Regions from separate parts of the Homo sapiens genome. Here region 2 is linked to region 1. Evidence: chromatin loops called from intact Hi-C (ENCODE). Cell type or tissue: PC-9. All regions are shown on one strand. Links, peaks and the distances in the headings refer to the core of each region. The heading gives the core; the rest is flanking DNA. Region 1 has its middle 26 kb from the start of LINC02797. Region 2 has its middle 96 kb from the start of LINC02797.

Region 1 (12,017 bases), core at 1,759-9,758:
TTTAATGCTTCCTCATCTCTTCAATAACATTTTCATTCTTATTCATTCACTGAAAACTGCTTGTTGAATGACTATCAGGCATTGCTTTAGGTTTTGTGGATACAGCCTTAAAGAAAAAAAAAAGAAAACAGACAAAGATCCCTGCCCTTATGGAATTTATATTCCAGTAGTTGAATAGAGACCATAACCAGTAAGTAAGCAAGTAAGCAAAATAAATAATTTTTTATCCAATTTTCCCTAAATTCTAACTCTTGGACTACTTATTTTTTACCTCTATAGAGTGTAAGCTCCTCAAGGTCATGGATCATATTTTAGCTATATATTTTTCTATAGGCTGCTGCACATGTCTTGTATAGGGTGGCAGAGAATAGAATACTGGGAGAAGCACCAGAGTTGGATACATAATGCCTTCCGTATGGTCATGACTCTACTCCAGTTGGCTATTTGGCCTAGAACCAGCTATTTGTCCTAGAACCGATTCAGAAATTAATATCTCTGAATTTTACTTTTCTCATTTCTAAAGCAGAGATAATAATGTATTTGCGTTTAAGTTATATAATGTTTCTGTGAAAATCAAATATGCTTCAAGTTTCCTTGTAAACTAAATAATACATATTTTATTACAATAAATGCTTATTGAAATGCATTGTATTCATAAAATTGTATTCACTATGGTGAAATCTCTTATTTTTTTAAGAATCATTTTGAATGTGATGTTAGTTTCAGTTCGGTGCTTATTAAATGAAAGAGCAGTCTAATTGTTCTCTCCACTTTCTATTCCATACAACCCTAGTGAAATCTACTTGTATCATGTTTCATAAGATCAGACAAAATAAAATGTTAAGAACAGAAGTTTCAAGAGTAGAAAATTACTTTTTATGCCTTTTGGGAGGATGTCTAAATGAGAAAATGTACTTCCATTTAAAAATGGATGGATCTTTTTTTTCTCTGTAAGAGGATGATAACTCCAAACTGAGTGAAGTAAGGGTCAGAGTTTTCTGGAAATTGAATACTACTGGCTGATAGTGAGCCATCAGAATGAAGGGCATAGACATTCCCTTTTGGTGGTGGTCTATTGTGGAAGGGCTATTGGAAATTATATCTAAGTTCCTCAGAAGCAATATTATAATAATTTTTAATAAAGCTAGGCAGGAATGTCAAGCAATATCATATGTATGAATACCAGCTAATATTTAAATAAAAGTTATTCAGAAGTAAAAACTTGAAAAATATGACAGTGTCTTTAGGAATTAGAACACACAACTTAACAATTAGATAAATTACTACTTTTAAAATAAAAACTACCAAGGGAAAGCACAATTATTTTGAGTAAAAAGCTCCGCTTCTAAAACAAAGATTTAAAATAAATTAAGAAAAACTTATGACTAAATGATCAGAATAATCATAAGGAATCATTAAAGGGTGTATTTTTGTTCTTTCATAATGTTTTATTTTAGACATTGGTCTTTCTTACATGGAAAAAAAAGTTCTTACTGATGATTGACAAGAATTTCAATGCCAGCAAGCAAATGCCAATAGGAAAAACTCAGGAATAAATTACATAATAGACAGCTTAATGTAAGAGTAATGTTATTTCCAATCTTTCCTCAAGTTTCACTAATAATGTTTTTGGAATACTTCAATGCATATGTTTTTTCAAATCACTGAAAGTTGAACGTAGTGCCTTAGAAATTATTATTCATAAAAGTCATCATATTGAATCATTTTACCTCTTTCCCTGACATTGAAGCCATGTAATAAATAAGAAGCATAAGAAGATGTAAGAATAAGAATAAAATAATTCAATCAGGGTTAGCATGCACTGTACTTGAGGACTCATTTATTTATTTATGTCTTGTGGGAAATGGAACACTGAAATGTGACATTTTTTCATTTAAAAAATGGGAGCCTAGCTGTACAGATATTATACTTTTTTAATAAGTATAACTTTATCTTCATTATCTAGTATGTGTCAAATCCCAAATACATCTTAGTTGCATACCACATCCATGTTTTAAAGCTTATTCTGTAATTTTATAATTGCATTTCCTCTGCTATTTTTTTCACTCTGATTTCCTCATGCATCATATTTAATAATCATGTCTCTCTCTCTCTCTCTTCTTGTGTGTGTGTGTGTGTGTGTGTGTGTGTGTGTAGATTTTATATATGTATCCACACATATATATTTATTGTGTGGTGTAAGTATAATAATGATTCTGCCTTGAGGACATGTTGTAAATAGCTGTCCAAAAATATTATTTCTTTATAAACATGATAATTGTTGGAGTTCTGGAAAAGTTTAAATCCTTGCAGCCTGAATGGAAAAACTATTCCATTCCCTCTATATGTAAATATTCCATTTATTCTAATAACTATAGATTTTCTATACATAATTAATTTTTGTTACTTCTATTCAGATTATTAGAAAATTTTACAATGTGTACTATGTATTGAAATGGAATGCCTTGCTTATTTTTCTGAGAAAATAGAAATGGCCAGTATCAAATAATTAAAAAGGAATAAGCATCAGTAAAATCAGGGTTATGAGTATATAACTTTGGCATTAGTTATTTTTTAAAGTAATATTTCACTGTACACACATTTTATGTTATTCACTATGGCACATCCTGACCAGAAAGGTAATGTGACCCACAAGACTTTATATTACTAGAAGCTTTGAATGTATACCACAATTTGAATTTGAATTCAAAATATGTAGTATCTAGATCACCCTGGACAAACTGCTTGAACTGGGATAATTATATCTAACTTATAATACTGTCATGATGATTTAAAAAAAAGTATTCAGAAAGAGCTCAGTACAGTGTCCATCACAAAAGCACTCAATAGCAGCGCTACTTTTAACATTCTTATTTAGAGATGCATTTTGCCTTCCAGAAGCTTACAGCTTGGGCAATCAACCATACCTGCGCTGTATGATACAGACTAGAAGGGAAGTGAGCAAAGGTTCAATAAAAGCCTGTAGGAGACAAATCACCACACCATCTCAGAGCTGTGAGACTCTAATAAGAGAATGAGCATGCCCCTAGATTTTCAACACTGTGCTCCCAATCACTGCAGAATGGTTTACTCTCAGCTTATTTGATGTTATTTGGCTACACAGACTACAAAGTGGTCATTTTAAACAAACTCATGTAAGTTTTTTTGAAACTATACCATGGAATATTTAAAATAAAAACTAGATTAGTATGAAGTATATCATTATTTTTTAAATATTTATATTTCTCAGTGGATATTTTGCCATGTAATTATAAAGAAGGGAAATGCATTTGAAACCCTCATTATTTGCCAGAATCCCTTAGTACAGTATGGAATACTACAAGAATCTCCTATTTCGCAGCTAGCCCATTGTATTAGTTAAGGCTCTCTAGAAGGACAGAACTAATAGGATATATGTATATAGGAATGGGAGTTTATTAAGGAGAATTCACTCACACGATCACAAGGTGAAGTCCCACAATAGGCCATCTGCAAGTTGAGGAGCAAGGAAACCAGTCCCCAAACCTCAAAAGTAGGGAAGCAGACAGTGCAGCCTTCAGTCTGTGGCCAAAGGCTCGAGAGCCCCTGGAAAACCACTGGTATAAGCCCAAGAGTCCAAAAGCTGAAGAACTCGGACTCTGACATTCACTGGCAGGAAGCATTCAGCATGGGAGAAAGATGAAAGCCAGAAGAGTCACCAAGTCAGCTTCTTCCACCTTCTTCTACCTGCTTTTTCTAGCCATGCTGGCAGCTGATGGGATGGTGCCCATCCACATTATGGGTGATTCTTCCCAAGGGTGGGTCTTCCTCTCCCAATCCACTGACTCAAATGTCAATCTCTTCTGGCAACACTCAAGTACATCGAGAAACAATACTTTGCATCCTTCAATCCAACCAAGTTGACACTTAACCCCCACAAGTCCACCTGTTTTCAACTTGAACACACACACATATCCTGAAGTCATAGACAATCTCCAAAAAAAGACAGACAATAAGGTCATAATTCCACCTAATAAAATACATCCATCATTCATACAACTGTAAGCACACCAATCCTTAACCTAAATGTTGTTACTATTACATAAAGCGAACAACACTTAAATGCTAATGAGAAGTCAATAAATCTTATGTCTCATGATAACACAAAAATAAAGGAAATAAAATGAAGATATTTTCTTAGTATATCCATGCACAAACATGTTCTTAACAAAATAAAGAGGAAATATTCATTTCCTCCTTACTTTCCTCATTTCTGCATCTGGTCATGTGGTAATAGCTGGAACTGATGAATACCTTCTTCTCCTACCCATTTCATATTCCCTTTACCTTCAGCAAGCACCTCAGTGGGTCATGATTTTTACCTAGTATAGCGACCCAAACTTCATTCCTGAAGGGTCTGGGCCATTTGTAATCCTGCCCTTCTTAGCTTGTTGATTTAGAGGTAGGAGGAGCCCAAAGTGGCCAGTTGGCAATCTTAAATTCCAGTTTAACCGAATAATTGCTGTGTCTCCTAGTGGCAGCATTCCTCCCTCTGGAACTAAGACCCCTAGGCCAACAGACCATAATGTCGTGGGAACAGGAGGCAAAATTTTGCTAGTGGGTCACTAGGGGCGGTGGTGAGTGGTGACACTTCCGCTCCCATGATCCTGCATAATACACTATACTAATAGTTTGGTTTGTTGTTGTTTAGCCCAACTTTTGATATAGATCTTAGATCCATTGATCTTGCAATGTATAAATGTGAAATTTTTTCTCTTTATCAGTCCCAGGCAAGATTTTATTATGTGTTACTTATAAAACTTAGCTTGCTATTTTCAAATTGGTTTTGACATAAAAGTTGAGAAATAAGAGAAAACACCATGTCAAGAATAGTGCCGATGCCTTTCTCAGGTTGGCAGTCACCCTTGACACCCTACTGCTGACAGGAGGGCTTTTTCAGACAGATGGGTCCCCAGGGACACTTAGCAAAGTAGCAATAAGAAACACATTATGGATATCTTCTACTTTCTGAAGAAGGCAAAAATTCTGAAAAGCTTAAGGAGAAAAAAGAGTATGCAGAAATGAAATGAAAATAACTGACATTGTCTAGCCAACTTAGGAAAATTATAGGTTAGTCAAATAGATAATCATTTACTGCCCAAATTTCTGAATCTTTGTGATCAAGAGTCAGAAAATGCCTTCTGAGGCTACCTATAGTCAGGCTCAACCATATATCTTCATGGGAGAGGGAATTACCTAGCCTGTAGGTTCAACTTTCATAAACATTTTTATACAAGTAAAAAATCAGTTTAAGATAAATGTCTAATAATTTACTTAAGAGCAAGATTGCCAAAAAACAAAACAAAGCAGGATATTCAGAAATATCTGAATTTTAGATAAGCAATAAATACTTTTGTACTACACGTATTTCCCAAATACTGCATGGGATATACCTATGTAAAATATGCATGAGGTCTATTAATCGTAAGATACTAAAAATGTATCTTTTGTTAATCTGAAATTCAAATTTTATTAAGTGACTTAGGTTTTTATTTGTGAACTTGGCAATCTTATTTAGCAGTCAATGTTTTAGAGGAAATTAAGAGGTATGGGAAAGTAAGAGATATTTTTCCCTCTGCTTGGTAATTATTTAGTTTGTTAGTGCTGCTGTAACAAAATAATTTGTAATTAATAGAAATTATTTATACATTTGATATAATTTGTAATTTATAAACAATAGAAATTTATTTTCTCATAGTTCTGGAGCCTGGGAAGCCCAAAATCACAGTGGCATTAGATGTGAAGTCTCATGAGGGCCTGCTCTTGTTGACAGCTGTTGTGAAATCTTGATTCTTGTCTTCTCAGTTTAAGATACTTTAAACAAGAGACATGCAGCAAAGAAGATGAAGCTTAGATAAATTTATTGCAAAGGAGAAAGAATATTCTGAAAGTTAGGTGAAGACAGTATAGAGAGTATACCCTGAGAGAGGATTCAGGGCAGGTTGCTCTATGGATAAGACAACAAAGACTGGCACTAAGGAGACTCCCTTTATGGGAGTCTTACATGATTATTCATAAGGGGGTGGGAGCAGGTGTTACTAGAAACCATGTTTTGGTTGGTCCTCTGGGTGCACATGCATAGTAGCTATACATGCTTGTTCATACCTTGGATATCTCATTACCACCTTAAATGTCCACAAATAGTGTGTTTTTCACTATTATAATGAGCAAAGGGTCAGTCTAAGGACAGGTAAAATCAAAATGCACATGTTCTCTATAGGGGAATTTTCCTACTGGAGATGCTTTGCTTGAATGAACTTGACGACAATGCATATGATGGGGCATATTGTGTTAGTGCAGTCGCCACAGTTGTTGCATCCTGAGGACGTGGTTACTTCCTTGGCTACCTATCCTGCATCACTTTCTGTCTCAAAGATGGCACCTGAACACTGTGTCCTCGCGTGGCAGAAGGGATGGAAGGGGAAAAGACAAAAAGGAGCAAGAAGCTCCCTTACACTTTATCTATAAAGTCATTAATCCCATTCATGTGAATAGACCTCTCATGACCTAATCACCTTCTAAAAAGCCCCACCTTCTAACACCAATTCCTTGGTGATTAGTTTTTGCCATATGAATTTTGGACAGATTTGTGCATTCAGTAATGGTAGGGGATGAGAAGAGAACTGGTAGCACCTATGTGTGCCCATGTTATTATAAAATAATGCCTAGAAGAGCTACACTCCTCTCTTTTAGTAAGTGATTTTAATGAATTACCAGTCTGTCAGGCTTTAGTAGAATAATAATTTTCATCCAGTGAAACTGAAATTAATGCTCATTACAATTTTGAACACCAACTTTATACGGGTAATATGTTAGGTGCTTTAAGTCATTTACTATTTTATATATTTGACCCATGGCTATGTGAAGTAGATTCTTTGTGATCATTTATAGGTTAAATAAACTAAGACTCAGAATGCTTCTGTAATTTGTCCAAACAAACAAAGCTAATGAACCAGTTATTGTTGATGATGAGGAAGATTATACTATTAACATTGATTTACTATTATGTTTTAGGAAACATATGTACACGCCCTGAGATTAACTATTTTACATGCATTATCTCAATATCCACAGTAGCCCTATGCACTGAGTGTAAATATTATTATACCAATTTTATAGATGATGAAATTGAGGCTTTAAATGGTTAAGTATGTTACTTTCCCCATGGTCAGACAACTAGTAAGTTTTGGAATCCGTATTAGTTACCAGGCCTCTTTTAATCTAAATGTCAACCATAATTGCATAGGCTCAGTAATTTCTAAAACACTGGAGCGTTGTTTAAAAGCACAAGTTCCTGGCCAAGCGTGGTGGCTCACGCCTGTAATCCCAGCACTTTGGAAGGCCTAGGCGGGTGGATCACGAGGTCAGGAGATCGAGACCATCCTGGCTAACACGGTGAAACCCCGTCTCTACTAAAAATACAAAAAATTAGCTGGGCGTGGTGGTGGGCACCTGTGGTCCCAGCTACTTGGGAGGCTGAGGCAGGAGAATGGCGTGAACCCGGGAGGCAGAGCTTGCAGTGAGCCGAGATGGCGCCACTGCACTCCAGCCTGGGCGACAGAGCAAGATTCCATCTCAAAAAAAAAAAAAAACAGAGATTCCTACTGATTCAGGATCTCTGAGATGGTGGCCTGGATGTCTCCATATTAAATGTATCTATCATTTTCCCAGTTGATTCTTATAGTGACAAGTCATGGACATGCAAAAGCCCCATTGTTTCAGATTGACTGAGAGCTCTACCTCGGATTGTGTTCGACAAACTGGATAAAATTTACTGGAATGGATAGCACAATGGGTAATGCTGTGTTTTATTCTTTTTTTTTTTTTCTTTAACTACCATCTCAAGTCTTTTGGATTACCTCACTCTTCTGGCATCACAGAATGACAGATGAACTTCTCTAACTTGTGTTCAGTGATTTTCGCCTTAAAGCATATATTTTAAAGAAAATGCATTTTTTATTCCTAAATTATTAGTTTTTGTTATTTTCCAGGATAATACCCCTAAGTCAGAATAAAATAATATTTCAAAGCCTGCATATTGTTATCATCAATGTCATTGCTTATGGGATACACATTTGAAATAAGTACAAGTCACATAGAATTAGAGAGAAATCAGTTAAACACCAAAAAAACACAGGGAAATAGGATTGAGATGTTGAAGTGTTTTGTGATGGTAAGAGAGAGAAAAAAATAGAATTTAGGATTTCTAAATAAGAATAGAAAAATGTAATGGGCCCACTTAACCCAAAGGAGCCTAAAAACCATTAAGCCATATCTGGTGAAGGCACATATATAATGATTTGTAGAATCATTGATAATTCAAGGAGATGAACATCTCCAGCATTTCATGAATTTCTAAAAGAGAAAGCTGGAGCAATGATTGTTGGAGGATTAAGAAAACTGTTAATGAATTTTAAAGACTGAGCTCTAGATAATTTAAAACAGAGACACAGAAGTCTTTGCACTTTTCTTTCATTCTAATTCAAGGAAGTGAATTGCATGACTTGTGATAAGAAATATAATCAAGAATAGATTAACTGTCCTAATACAAATTCTACAAAAACATGTTTGAGAAGGAATTGGTATGTCAATTATTCCTATTTTAACTTAATATGTTTTACCCTCCTTACAACCCTTAGACATGGCCAGCTATATTATGTGATCTTGTATGTTCAGTTAGACATCACTGGATTTCCAATATATTATCTGGTTAGAAAACAAAAAAATATGGTGTTCTTTCTCTGGCTGTTGAATGAGAAAGTATATGAAAAGGTAGTCAGTCAGAAGTGACATATAAGAAAAGACACATTGGGTATAAATGATTGATGTTAATAGTCCAATATTAGTGCACAGGCTCATAAACTGCTCCCCAGTGGTACCCAGTGATGAAATTTGTTCCCTTTGTAATGTCAGAACGCTCAGAATTTTTTTTTAATTTCTATGAGATGTGTCTTCCCCTTAAAAACAATCCCATCCTCTTTTATTTCAATTAGTTTGGATTTCTCTTTCTGAAATTTAATAAATTATAATTCAAAGAATAATCTACTAGTATTTTCCTCTCTTTCTCTCTTCCTCATACCATCTGTGATTGGGAAAGCAAAGAGAGAATGAAGTTTTCATTTAGTGACAAGTTGAAATGAATGCTAACGCATGTGTAATCTCTGAAGAAAAAAGAGTCAGAAATTATCACTACCTTCCCCATAGGTCTGTCTCTTGTTAATTACATTAAACAGATTTTTAATGCTGCAATTTAAGTTACATGCAACAAGGGAGTTTAAATTTTTTTGAGTGTTTTATGATTTCTTTATGCAGCCTTTTGTCATGACTATTATATGAACTTAAAACATTTTGTTTGTAAAATTATATTTATTGTAACTCTTAAAATCCTGCTTTATTTTTGTTTTTTTCTTACTCCAGACCTTACCTTTGTCAGAATGAATTTCGGAATATCAAGTTAAATAGAATTTAAAGCATATTAAGTAATTGCTAGCATGCACAAGAACCATTATAGCTCACATTGCACCTTGACATCAAGATGAAAATAAAACTGCTTTGCTTGTTGCCAGTATAGGAAATGGCATTTATAGACATTTTGAAGAAACAGCTGCAATTTACCAAAAATGACTTGTTTATTAATACTGTAATAATTTACATTCACTGACTTCACTGAATCCAACTTATTCAATATAAAATGAGATGGCATTTTGGGGTATCGGAAATATAAAGTCAAGCCTGAAGTAAGCCAGAAATTATGGTTGCCCTGTATGTGTATAAGGGGTCCCATTAAACATATAATACTGGAAGTTGAGTCTTATATTTCTGTTAGTAGAGAATTATAGGTGAATATGCAATTATTCATATATGTAGGGAATTTTGGAGGTTGAAAAATAAGGACTGCCTGGGTATTGCCCTTCACTTATTAGTCCTATGTTTCCCTAGAGCTCCCTTTTTTGTAAAACAAAGATAATCAGTAGTTACTGTATAGGATTGTTGTGAATATTAAATGAGATAAGACAAATATGTGCCATATTGCCTGATATTAAAATGACCTAAAAAGCAAATATAATCTAATTTAAAACTCAAGTATAGTTAGAAAATAGAACACTGTATACAAAATTAGTTAGTATCCTTGATCAAGGAAAAGCTGTTTATAGTAAAGATAGAGTAAAATGCTTCAACCCCACAAAATTATAAGATTTTTTACCCATTCAAATACTTACTGTAAGTACTTATGTAAACATAATTATGGATAAAATCTCATCTCTTATGCTCCTTACAATTTGCAGTAAATAATTTAACTTTATGTAAGTTTCATAAAAGATAGAAATAAACCTGTTCCTGAGGCCTTATAGACACTGACACATGTTAGTTTCAGAATAGGCAGAGAGAAGATGGAGCAATTAAATGGTCTCCCAAGCCTTAACCACAAGAATCAAGTAAGGAATGAGACCTTCGGACTTGACCAGGAACAGTGACAAAAACAGAGCCAGAGTCGAGCAGCGAGGGTAGAAGTGGAGGACAGGAAAGGAGAAAAGAGCCCAGTTAAAAGGTGTTGCAACCACTATCAGAATAACTCTAAAACACAATCCAATGGGAAATTAAGATTTGTTTTGCATCATCCTATTGATTCTGATTTATGTGCATCATCTGTTTAAACTCTTTGGGCCATGAATAGTACATTTGAGTTATGTGAACATTCTGAATATAGTTACTAAGATACAACTTTTGGGGAGGCAGGTACTACCGATGGGCTCAAGGTTATTTAATCACTTTTCTACCTCACAGGCTGTGAACTTATAGTTTTCAAACTCCAGGAAAATGCAGCTTTAATATAGTCACAAATCTGTGGCTCAGGGAGGTAACAATAATGGTGTATAACATAAGGCTTTTATTTGTTTGTACGTGCATTTATGTGTGCGTGTTTGAATAGGAATACTTACTTTCCTTTTTAAGATCATCAGATGACAGAAAATGAGTACCAAAATCTAAATTCAGTTTTTAGAAATACAGTTTAATATTTTAAAAATTAAATTTATTACAATTTTATTTTCTTACAAATTAAAATTGAATTTCTGAAGTAATTGTCTTCAATATATTCATAGGCTTACAACATATATAAAATATATTGATTAAATATAATCAATATTATAATAGTGAGTAAATTTAAAGACTACAAAAAATCAAAGAAAGGCAGAAAGACAGACAAAAAATATCTGTAATACTCATCAGGAATTATTGGAAAGGTTTCAAAAACTGTTGGTATGATCATAATATGGTGTGGATTATACAAATGTTATTATTGTGTGTGATAATAAGTGTTAAGAGTATATGATCCATGTTATTCATATAGGATACAAAGATATATAAGAACTCTGCAAATGTGTCATTTTTAGGTTTGACATAGGTCCCAGTCTGCCTGAGAGATCCCTTCTTTGAGCAAGTTGTTTCATTGTAATTATTAATGGCATTATCTTTTACTTTTAAATTGTTCTGATTGAGTTGACTAATTATATGTTCACCATCTGTCACATGGGATCTGGTAACTGGGTTTCAGCGAAGCCAAATTAGCTTCAAAATTAAAAGAATCTCCCATTCCATTCCAATCCCAACTACTAGAACTTCTGAAGATAAACTGGTCGAAAAGACAGGAGCCATTGCTTCCAGGTGTTGTTTTCCAACTACATTGTGCTGAATGACCTACAGTGAGCTGGCTTGGGGTTCAGTGCTGGCCTGGAAGGGATCCATATAACTGTCACTATGCAACAGGTCCACATGGGTTTTTCTTCCTAATCCTTCTCACTAGTAAGTTACAAAGAGAACTTTGGGGACCTGCTTTGTTTGTATTTATTGACCATTTAAAAATGAGTTATTGTTTAGAAGACATTACTCTTGTTAGATTTTATTGTTTGGAGAGTTCCAGAACACTTTTAAACCACTTTTAGAAGAATAAAGCAAAATGCAGTTCAGTGGTCATAAAT
Region 2 (12,017 bases), core at 1,750-9,749, 70 kb before region 1:
TATACATATTCTTATCACACAACTCAACAACTGTGGCCTTGCACAGTTGTGTTGTGTTGTGTGTGTTATGTTTGCACATAGACATGTGGAGCAGCTTTATTTATAATTGCCAAAACATTAAAGCAACCAAGACACCCTTTGGTAGCTAAATGAATAAATAAACTGTGGTATATCCAGGCAATGGAATGTTATTCAATACTAAAATGAAGTTAGCTATGAAGCATTGAATAGACATGAAAGAAACTTAAATGCATGTTACTGAGAGAAAGTACACTCTGGAAAGGCTACACTCTGGAAAGTACACTCTGGAAAGGCATACACTCTGGAAAGGCTACAAACTGCGTGATTTCAGCTGCAAGACCTTATTAAAAACACAGTTACGGAGATAATAAAAAGATCAGGGGTTGACAGAAAGGAGTGGAGAGAGAGGGATAAATAAGGAGAGAACAGAGTATTTCTAAGGCAGTGAAAAATATTCCATATCAGACTATGTAGTAGATATATGTCATTACAGGTATATGCTCTTTTATCGTGATTCACTTTATTGTGCTTTGCAGATATCATGTACTGTGCAGATTTATGGTTTGTGGCAACCCTGTGTTGAACAAATCTGTAGGCAACATTTTTCCAACAGCATGTACTGTGTCACATTTTGGTAATTGTTTCAATATTTCAAACATTTTTATTATTATCATATCTGTGATAGTGATTTATGATCAGTGATCTATGTTGTTACTATTAAGATTGTTTTGGGGTGCCATGAACTGTGGCCATATAAGATGGTGAACTAATTCAATAAATATTGACCGGGCACAGTGGCTCACGCCTGTAATCCCAGCACTTTGTGGGGCTGAGGTGGGCAGATCACTTGAGATCAGGAGCTAAAGGCCAGCCTGGCCAACATGATGAAATCCTGTCTCTACTAAAAAGACAAAAATTAGCTGAACGTGGTGGTAGGCACCTGTAATCCCAGCTACTCAGGAGGCTGAGCCAGGAGAATTGCTTGAACTGAGGAGGCAGAGGTTGCAGTGAGCTGAGACTGTGCCACTGCACTCTTGCCCGGGAGACAGAGCGAGACTCTGTCTCAAAGTAAATAAATAAATAAATAAATAAATAAATAAATAAATAAATAAATATTGTATGTGTTCCAACACTGATGAATGATTTCCTTTATCTCTTCCTCTCTGCAGGACTTCCTTTTCCCTTAGAAACAACAATATTGTAATTAGGTCAGTTAATAACATTACAATGGTCTCTAAATATTCAAGTGAAAGGAAAAGTTTATGTCTTTCACTTTAAATCAAAACCTAGAAATGATTAAACATAGTGAAAAAATATGTCAAAAACAAAGATAGGCCAAAAGCTAGACCTCTTGTACCCAAGAGTTAGCCAAGTTGCAAATGGAAATGAAAAGTTATTGAAAGAAATTTGAAGTGCTACTTCAGTGAACACACAAATGATAAGAAAGTGAAATAGAGTTATTCCTCACAAGGAGAAAGTCTTAGAGGTCTGGAGAGAAGATCAAACCAGTCACAACAGTCCCTTAAGCCAAAGTTTAATTCAGAGCAAGGCTCTAACTCTCTTTAATTCTGTGAAGGCTGATAGAGGTGGGAAGCTGCAGAACAAAACTTTGAAGCTAGCAGATGTTGTTGGTTCATGAGGTTTAAGGAAAGAAGTCATCTTCATGATATAAAAGTGTAAGGTGAAGCAGCAGAGTCTGATGGTGATGCTGCAGTAAAAATCCAGAAGATCTAGCCAATATCATTGATGAAAGTGGTTACATTAAATAACAAATGTTCAGTGTAGACAAACAGGCTTCTATTGAAAGAATATACCATCTAGGACTTTCATAGCTAGAAAGAAGAAGTCAATGCCTGGCTTCAAAGCTCCAAAGGACAGGCTGACTCTTTTGTTAGGAACTAATGCAGCTGATGACTTTAAGTTGAAGCCAATGCTTATTTATCTTTCTGGAAATCCTAGGGCCCCTAAAAATTATGCTAATTCTACTCTCCTTTTGCTCTATAAATTAAACAACAAAGACTGGATGACAGCACATCTGTTTACAGTATGGTTTACTAAATATTTTAAGGCCACTGTTGAGACTACTGCTCACAAAGAAAAGATTCCTTTAAAATTATTACTGATCATTGACAATGCACCTGTTAATACAAAAGCACTGATGGAGATGAACAAGGAAATTCATGTTGTTTTCATGCCTACTAATACAGCATCTATTCTGCAGGCCATGGATCAAGGAGTAACTTTGACCATCAAGTCTTATTTAAGACATACACTTTATAGTTATGGTTGCCATAGGTTGTAATTCCTCTGAATAATCTGAGCTAAGTAAATAGAAAACCTTACGGAAAAGATTCACAATTCCAGAGGTCATTAAGAACATTTATGATTCAGGGAGAGAAGTCAAAGTATTAACATTAACAGGAGTTTGAAGAAGCTGATACCAACCCTCATAAATGACTCTGAAGGATTTAAGACTTCAGTGAAGGAAGTAACTGCAGCTATGTTAGAAATAGAAAGATAACTAGAATTAAAAGTGGAGGCTGAAGTTGTGATTGAATTGCTGCAATCTCATGATAAACCATGAACAGAAGTGCTTCTTACAGGAGAGCAAAGAAAGTAATTTAATGAGATGGAGTCCACTCCTGGTGAATGTGTTGTGAACATTGTTGATATGACAACAAACAGTATAGATGTAGAATATTACATAAACATAGTTGATAAAGCTTTGAAAGGCTTTGAAAGAATTGACTTCAATTCTGAAAGAAATTCTACTGTGGGTGAAATGCTATCAAACAGCATCAAATGCTACAGAGAAATCTTTCATGAAAGGAAGAATATATTGATGTGGCAAGTTTCATTGTCGTATTTTAAGGAACTATCAGAGCCACCCCAAGCTTCAGCAGCCACCACACTGACTAGTCAGCAGCCATGAACCTCAAGACAAGACCTTCCACTAGTACAAAGCAGCTTGCTAAAATATCAGATGATTGTTAGCATTTTTTACAATAAAGTAATTTTAATTAGGGTATGAGCATTTTTTAGACATAATGCTATTGCACACTAAATAGACAGGAGTATAATGTAGACATAATTTTATATGCACTGGGAAACCAAAAGTTTCCTGTGACTCGCTTTGATGCAACTCCAATTGGTGTTGTACCTCATAATCTATGGCTGATAATGATGTATCATTGTAGGTTTATCAGATGTAACAAATATACCACTTTAGTGCAGAATTTTGATGATATACATGGGCAGTTATGCATCTGTCAGAACAGGGGTTATCTGGGAACCGTACTTTCCATTCAATTTTGCTATGACTCTAAACTGCCCCCCAAAATTAAGTTTATCAGTTTAAAAATAGTGGTTTTAATAGGAAGAATTTTAGGTTAGGAGGTAGAATATTTGAATCCTAATTTATATCGCCCAATTTTTTTACCACAAGAAATAACCTTTTTAAACTTAATTTTTTACATCTGAAATTACTTACAGCAATACCAGACTCTTCTTCCTGGCACCTTGTCATGCTCACATTTATAGCATGTTCCAAGTGGTGATAAGGCAATTCCAAATCTGCAACTAGACTGTATGTTCCTCAAAATCAAGTACTATTTTTTTCATTGTTTTCTGGCTAACCAGAGTATCTGGCTTATAGTTACAATCAAATATTAATTGATCAGGTCTGAATAACTGAATATTGTTTCAAAAAATATAAGAGAGTTTACTCACAAACACTCCTCCATTTTTTCCTAAAAATTATTTTAAATAATATACTTTTTCAAGGAAGAGATAATCTATTACACAATTTTCTCTTCTGATCTAAATTTATCTCATGGATATGGTAATAGGTATAGTTTAAATTTTTTTATTAGTAACTGAGTTTTTATACTGCTAGCATTCCTGTCCCTAGATAATTCCAAGTATTTAATATAAAAATACAACTATTAACAATATGTCTATCTTTTCAAAAATTTTCTTTTAATTAAAATACCTGTTATTAACACCATTTTACTACAGAAATCTGCCAAGAAGTTAGATAAATATCTAAATAGATCTAGATAATTATATATATAGTTATATAGAGAGCAATATATCTATCTATAATCTATCTATCTATCTATCTATCTATCTATCTATCTATCTATCTATCTAAAATAATGAACTACAGTCACACATCCTAAATTTGAAGCCAGGTTCTGTGACCTCTACCTTGAATTTTGTTTTAGGGATGGGACTCTGGACATATCTAGATAGAAAATATGTACTGCCCATGTTTCCTTCTCTGAACTTTCAGTCTTAGGGATGCAGTATGTTAACTTATGAAATCAAAAATAACTTTGTTATTAAAATTTTAAATGTAAAATTTGCGGGTAAAGTTATTTTTCTTCCTCATATAGCAAAAGTTGTGCCAATACAAATTTTTTTTTAGTTTACATTATCCTTGCACACACCTCTCAGTTCCTGTGACACCTGTACATTGATTTCATATGCTATAAGTAGAAATAAATTTTAATATCTAATTCCTACCCTTTGTTTCAATTCAGTATTTGTAGTTAAGTATTCAGGAAGCAGCTGTGTCCCTTGATAATTCCATGCACTAAATACAAAGAGAATAGACAAAATTTAACATGATTGTTGTATTCAAGAATTCATGACATTTACATGTGTCACAAATATTGTATTTTAAAATCTCTATGCTAACAGAAGTCTTATGTCCTAATGCATTTGCCTTTCTAATACATAAGTAATTTAAAATTCAGTGCTGCCTCAAGAGTGTGGAAGCTCACTCACTTTCTCCAATACCCCTCCCAAACACATTTACTTCACTGAATATGCTAAACTGGACCTTAAATTTGCTGCCTATGTGCATGAGAATGAAAACCAGATGTCCATTGATAATGGTATTGCTGATGCTGACACTTTGTTAAACGAAAATTCTTGCAGTGTTGCTGAAGAAGCAGAAAATTTAACGTTTCTTCTTTGAATGAGTTTTACCTTTTTGTCTGGAAATTCTGTATGGCTGAGTAGACCCACAGAGAGGTAAGCATTCCAGGACTCAGAAAGACTATAAATAGTTGCCTAACAGTAACACAGTAATTATTCTAACATGGGGTTATATAAAGTCCAGTGCTCTAAGTTGACCACAAAGCAAAAGCTAGAAAAACAAGTTAGACTCACTTTAAAAAGAGCATTAATCAGTCCATACCGTATATTTTTTATCATTAGATTAGATTTTATTTTTCAAAAAAGTTAACTCACACATTCAAATGCTTTACAAACACTCTGAAATATATTGTGTAGTGAACCATTCTGACCTTTTTAAAATTCTTCATCTCAGTTGGCCAGTCATTTCAGTCTTTACAACAGGTTACTGTACTTTTTAATAGGAAGAGAAGGAAATGGTCAGCTCTTTCAAAATCTTGCTTAGAATACTGAAAAGGTCAACAAACTACAGCGGGGGAATATAAAAATGAGACAATTGAAATCTGATACCTCATTTTTATGACGAAGATTTTTGCAAGTATTGAAAATGTCACAACATGAAGTCAATTTTTAGGAATAGACCAGGACACAGCACATCATCACCCTACCATTAGCCTGTGGTCTCAACTTTGTGATTAAAAAACATACAGCTTTTCTTTTCTTTTGTTATTTTTATCAAAGATATATTCAGTGAGAATGCAGAACAGTGAAGAACAAGATTCAGTGGTTCTCAACCTCATTGATTTTGCCCCCTCAGGGGATGTTTGGCATCTGTTAAAGTCTGGAGATATTTTTGATTGTCACAACTTGGGGCAGGGGGTTGCTTCTGGCATATAAGAGGCCAGAGATGCTGCTAAACATCTTACAATACATGACAGCCCCCTATAACAAATATTTAATCAGGCCCAAAATGTCAATAGTGCTGTGATTGAGAAAATTTGTGCTAGAAGAATGTAAAATTTAGGATTTTTTAAAATCAAATTACATTTCCCTTCAACATAAAAGCTTTCATTATATTAAATCTGTATCAACAAAGTCCTTTTTATACAAAGAGTGCACAATAGATGTCTAAGCCTTAAGAAGAGATAAACAAAACAAAGCAAAACAAAATGTCTATTGCTGCTGGTGGTAGTTTTATATAAAAATAGAAAATGTGTATAATCAAAAATAGACATTTAGACCGCACAAACCTTAAATTATAAATTACTTTTTGAAACGGCATTTGTAAAACTACTGCTTTTCCTTTTAAATCTATGAGGTAAAATTTTTAGTAATTAATATATTGGGCAAGAAGACAAAATATCAGGTACCATTAATTTAAGTTGAAAATGTAATAAAGTAAGAAAGTAAAGGAACTAGAAACAACACATATAAAGCACTACTACATGTCTATTTAGTGCTATTACAGGCTATTTAGTTTTATAACACCTCCAATCTATTGTCTTACTTCCCCTAAATCCAACTTCTTGAAAGGGAAGACCAATCATACTATCTCTTGACTCAAATCTTTCAGAACCTCTACATTGCATAGGGCAGGGAAGGTTTTTTATAAAGACCCAGATATTAAATATTTTAAGTATTGCAAGCTATGTAATATCTGCTACCAATACTCAACTCTGTGGCTGTAGTGTAAAAGCAGATGCAGACGATATGTAAACAAATGGTATGACTGTGTTCCGATAAACCTTTCTTTGAGAAAACAAGAGAGGCTGAATTTGGCACAAGGATGATAATGTGATATAACCCTAAAGTTAAAGTTCAAAATCTTTTCTATGACATACATTTGGCCTTTTTCAATTCTTCCATTTCATCTCAAAGTTTATCCATACTCTGCTGTATCTCATGCTCCAGGAATACAAATTATTAACAGTTCTTTGAACAAGCATATCAGGTTGGTTCATGCTTTGTGACCTGACATTGCTTCATCAACCTGGTAATGGTTTCCCGGTGTTTGGTAAAAACCTATTCCAAGTGAACACTCATATGAAACGTCACTCTTTCCCATCCCTCACTCCCTGTCCCTTCCTTCTAGGCTTGGTCTCCCACTGCTGTGCCTCAGTGTACCCTCTGTGGACTGCTACTATCCAATTTTAAATAAATAACTGAAATTTATTTACATACCCTTCCATGCTAGATATGAACAAGTGGCATAACTAACAAGAACACAACACCTTGCCTGAACATCATAGACATATAATAATTGCTTTTTCGGCAAAGTAAATTTCAGTCCAATTTAAATGTGAAAATAATTTTCTGCCAAGATAGGCTCTACTGAGTTTTGTAATATGTAACCATATATAAAATATGGCACTGCTTAAGGTGTAGCCTAAAAATAATACATATAAGTCATGATTAGTCACAACATAAGCATTTTTAGCTTTAAGATAATCAAAGTGGAATTTAAAATATAGAACCATGGAGAACACAGCAAATGAAACACAATTTAGGAAACTTAAATAAGAAAAAGTGGTAAAATAAAACACAGATGAGATTACAGTTTAAGGAAGAGGAGGAAAACAACAAAAATATCCATCAGTCTGTGACATTATCAAGGCTCCAGGTATAGAATTTATGTATTAATATTTATACTTAAACTTAATTACTTATACTTAATTACTTTACACTTATACTTTATACTTAAACTTTTAATGGTAAAGGCTGCAATTACTTTTGCACCAAAGTAATAGCGATTCTTTCCCATTGTAATCACAATGCCTTTGTCTAATTACCAATTCACAAGCCAGTCTTTTCATCTTAGCAGTAACTAGCACTGATGTAGCCACAAGTGCATTCTAAGTCTCTTATGAAAGAATGGATGATTTTGAGTATAACTTACCTTACAATTCTGTGAATTTTGAAATTCCATTTTTAGTACACTGTTTCTGCAACAGATTCTCGAGAAGTGATCTTTCAGTTCTCAAATTAAAGCAGTCCCTAAGGTGGAAGTCCTATTCCCTCATTATTTTGTCAGCGATCTACTTTCTGATTTCTTGGCTTTTGTTGTGAATTGAAACACATAAATATTGGTACTGTTTTAAGTGGTTTATAGAAGAACTATGATTTTCCTATGCCTCGCTTCAAACTATTTAGGAAACAAATTTAAAGGCTATTCAGGGAAGGGCTTGAAATTGATGAAGACAGTAGAGTGACTGAAGAAAGAAGTGTGTTGGAGGTAAATATATAACTCTTGGGAAAGTGAGAAATAAAACACTAGTCAGCCAAATGTTTAAAAGTGTAAGCCCTCACTAGAAATGAGAAGCCATTTAGTGATGTGTTCAGATTTGGTGTAACTCAGAAATGGAAGGAAGTTAGAGAAAAGACAACTTGGGTAGAGCGCATGAGAAACTTCCTGACAGTGAAAACTGCTGGAATATGGAATTACCCCTCAAGGGAAGTGGTAGAAGTCACATCACTTGAATGGTTGAAATCAAGAGAGACAAAACACCACTGAAAGTTATTTATTTGTTGATTCTGCATAGCAATTGTTAAAGTCCCTAAGGGAAGTGTTCTATCAAAAAGATGAGATTTCTGAGGCTCTCTTCAGTTGTTCTGAGTTTCTGTTTTCCAAACTTTATCTACAAATAACAAAAGAACAATGTGTTTTATATTCTATTTCCAAATAGTTATATTTTTAAAATAACAGAATGTTATTCTCAACAAAACATACTTGAGTATTCTATAGATGGTGTATTCTTTATTTTGTCCCATTTTAAGTGAAAAAAAAGAAATTTGCCATCACGGTTCCTAAGGACTGTATCCTCATTTCCATACATGATTGTATACATTAAAATCACTTTATATTTTTCAGGTTTAGTTTATGCCTTCATAATATGGTGATCTACAGTGATATAATTTTTATAAGGGTTGGATGAACCATAAAACAGTATAAAATATAATTTGGTAAAGGCTAATTACATAGTGTAGATTATACTGTTTTCATCTTCACAGTTGAGATTACAACCTTGTTCTAAATTGATTATATATTTAAGTTTCTTTTTTCTTGAAGTGATGATGACTTGTGCTAATATAGCACACTCTCATAGTTATTCTTGTGTCTTAGCCATTGTAACAGAGGAAGGCAATGACAATAAAACAGTGAAGTTCATCTGGAACTGAATCATAGCTTTAGTGGCTATAATAGAAGAGCTTCCTAACTGATTTGAGTAGCTGTCTATGTATGTGCATATATGTGTGTGAGTTTACACATACATGTTCACAAATAACTAAATCTCACAAACAATTTGGACCATTATTGGCCAGTTTTCTCAATTTAATTATGAGGACACTTCAAAGTTGGACAGAAAAGCTCAAATCTATTTAAAGATTGTTCTAAACATTACCTACTTACCACGTTCTACCTGAAGCAGCAATGAATCTTCAGCAGAGATAGGATGGGCTGTTTCTCAAACAGAATGGCAGAAAAGAAATGCCTAAGTTCATACATATTATTGAGTGCCTCATAATGCAACTATAAAATTCTGCAAACCTATTTGGGGTAATTCTAAAGCGAGAGCCAAGTGCAGACCAACAGAAACTGTGATAACAATATCATTTGGCTAATGTGCTGTTTATGTATACAAAATGCTTTGCAAATGGTAAAGGGAAAATCACCAGCAGAATAGTTTCTAAAAGCATCTTAGTTTTCTAAAGCCATACTTATCTAAAATTGTAACAAAGAACAGCAGGAGGTGTGTGACAATGAAGCCAGTACAAAGTGAACGAAGTTTCAGCCAAATGTCAAAATATAACGAAAGAATTTCTGAGGCAAAAGAAAAAAATGTATTGGGAAATGGGAATACAGTAGTTTTATAGAGATTTGGAACTTTAAATTATTCAAAACTGGTACAATCGAAACTAAAACATGTGCATGTGTACCATCTGCTTGCCTCCAAAGAGGAGTCTTTGGAGAATTAATTTCAGCTGCCAGAGTTGGAGGAAAGGAAACTGGTCTCCAGTTTATCCAAATCATTACTTGAAAACAGGAACTCAAGAACAGAGAAGAGACTTGGGCCGTCTGGCTCTGTCTCCATGGAGAGATATTCCTTAGAGATTTCAGCAGCTGCAGAAAAATATAGGTTGAGAGAAATGAGGTACAGCCTGCAAAGTCAAATTAAGGCTAAGAGAAGTGTTTTTGCTCCAAAACATGTTTTAAGAGTAGTTACTAATACTTGAATAGAGATTTAAACTCTCACAAATATTTTGTCTTGAAGTAAACAAACTAAGTTTTCCAGTAACGCTAAATCATGCTTTGTTAAGTTATGCTTAGGCCACACATCTTTTCTTCCTGCTCTACTAACAAGAAAGTAGAACCTGGTATTTGCTGCCTAATTTGTAAAATGAAGGATCAATGCTCCAGGGAGTTATTAAGTCCCTATGTCTAGTGAATCTTTATTTAATAGTATGAGGACTTTCACTTGTGAAACTAAAGGACATGTTTACATATTTAGTCTTTGCTTTTAGAATAAACCATAAACAAATAGTTATTGTGTTTCTACAAGTAAAATAATATAAAGAAGCATAAGTCATAGTCTGCGATTTTAATAACTCTAAATTTAAATAATTAGAATTAAACATACATGTTTAAAAACTTAACCATATAAGAAGTCAATAGCAATTCAAAAAATGTTGAAAGACAGCATATGACTAATTACTAGTCAAAAGCTACATATTATAGGGATTGCACATTCAAAGAAAGATGAAATCATCTGTGGGTTAAAGTAGATATAAAAGACTTTCTAGGTATCAAATTTGAACTGAGTGGACGAAGAGGCTAGCAATAGTGAAAATAAGCTGTGAAAAATCCAAGAATGGCACAGGTATTAGCTTTACTCACTAAAGAATATCATGGATAAATTAAGTGATGGATGGAATGATAGGTGTATGGATGGATGAAAAATGATAGATAGATAGATGGATAGATAGATAGATAGATAGATAGATAGATAGATAGATGATAGACTGTTTTTCAAGTACAACAGCTCCACTAGGTGAGACATATACATGATGAATAAAATTTATCTTCGAGAGTCTAGATTATTCACATTTTTGTGAACCACATTATTATTGGTAAATAACAAAAGCAAATACACGCACATTGATATAAAAAGTCTTTCTGAAGTACAGAATTGAAAAATAAATTATCTTACAAAGAGTATATTTACTAAGATACCAGTTCAAGTAAATTGGGATATTAAACATTAAATTATCCATAAAACTATACCTAATTTGAGTAACAGAAACTGACAGGATATACATTTGAGTGCATGAAAACTAGCTTATCAGCCCAGTAAATAATATAATAATTATATAAATATTTTTAAATTTCCTTCCAAATGGGAAATTTAATTTTGGGAAAATAGAATAAAAGACTGTTTGCTAGTAAACATGATGCTCACATACTAATGTTCATATATTGAGCAACAAATGTGCTTTAGGCACTATAGAATATCCCCACTATATGTTATCTAATTTTGCAACTGTACTATACGTTACATATATTTACCCTATTTTTACATGAGATAATTAGGCTTAGAAGGATTAAATAACTAGTTCAACATCGGGCAACTGGGAAGTAGGAAAGCCAAAACTACAACTCAGGTTTGTCGAGTGCTAGTCTTACCTGGCTGATCTTACTTGTATACCGGCACAAGATGAGATGATGATAAGGAAGCATGCTCGGGTGAATGAACTTCTACATGATAGAACTCTGCTCCTCCTGTAATGTCATGAGCTTTGCTTAAGTAAAAACAATAATGACATACAAAAAAATGAAGCATTAATGAACATGGCACTGCAAAGAACAGGTCTACAAAAGGAGAATCATGTCTCTATTAATGTAGTAAAGTCTGTGTGTAAAAAGGAAACATATTAATACTACTCATTCTGATTCACCTGGCTAAATATGATGAGAATAAATGCTTAGCAATATTTTCCAGTTTTTTGTTTTGTTTTGTTTTTTTGAGACGAAGTCTCGTTTTGTCTCCCAGGCTGGAAAGCAGTGGTGCAATATCGGC

What was found. A loop is a pair of places that touch in the nucleus more often than their neighbours do. Peaks named below come from ENCODE experiments on the same cell type or tissue, not always from the same donor. Only the 100,000 strongest peaks of a DNase experiment are listed, where the experiment ranks them.
Region 2: it touches region 1 in a loop (9-fold over the local background); 1 of 110 quality-filtered maps calls a loop at or near these places.

What each region holds. Positions count from the first base shown.
Region 1 is chr1:72,870,032-72,882,048 of GRCh38, reverse strand. No RefSeq gene overlaps it. Among named protein-coding and RNA genes, the nearest start is that of LINC02797, 26 kb to the right of the region's middle. In PC-9, for the core only: no CTCF peak of the experiment used is centred there; no DNase peak of the experiment used is centred there.
Region 2 is chr1:72,940,198-72,952,214 of GRCh38, reverse strand. No RefSeq gene overlaps it. Among named protein-coding and RNA genes, the nearest start is that of LINC02797, 96 kb to the right of the region's middle. In PC-9, for the core only: no CTCF peak of the experiment used is centred there; a DNase peak (open chromatin) is centred at 5,144.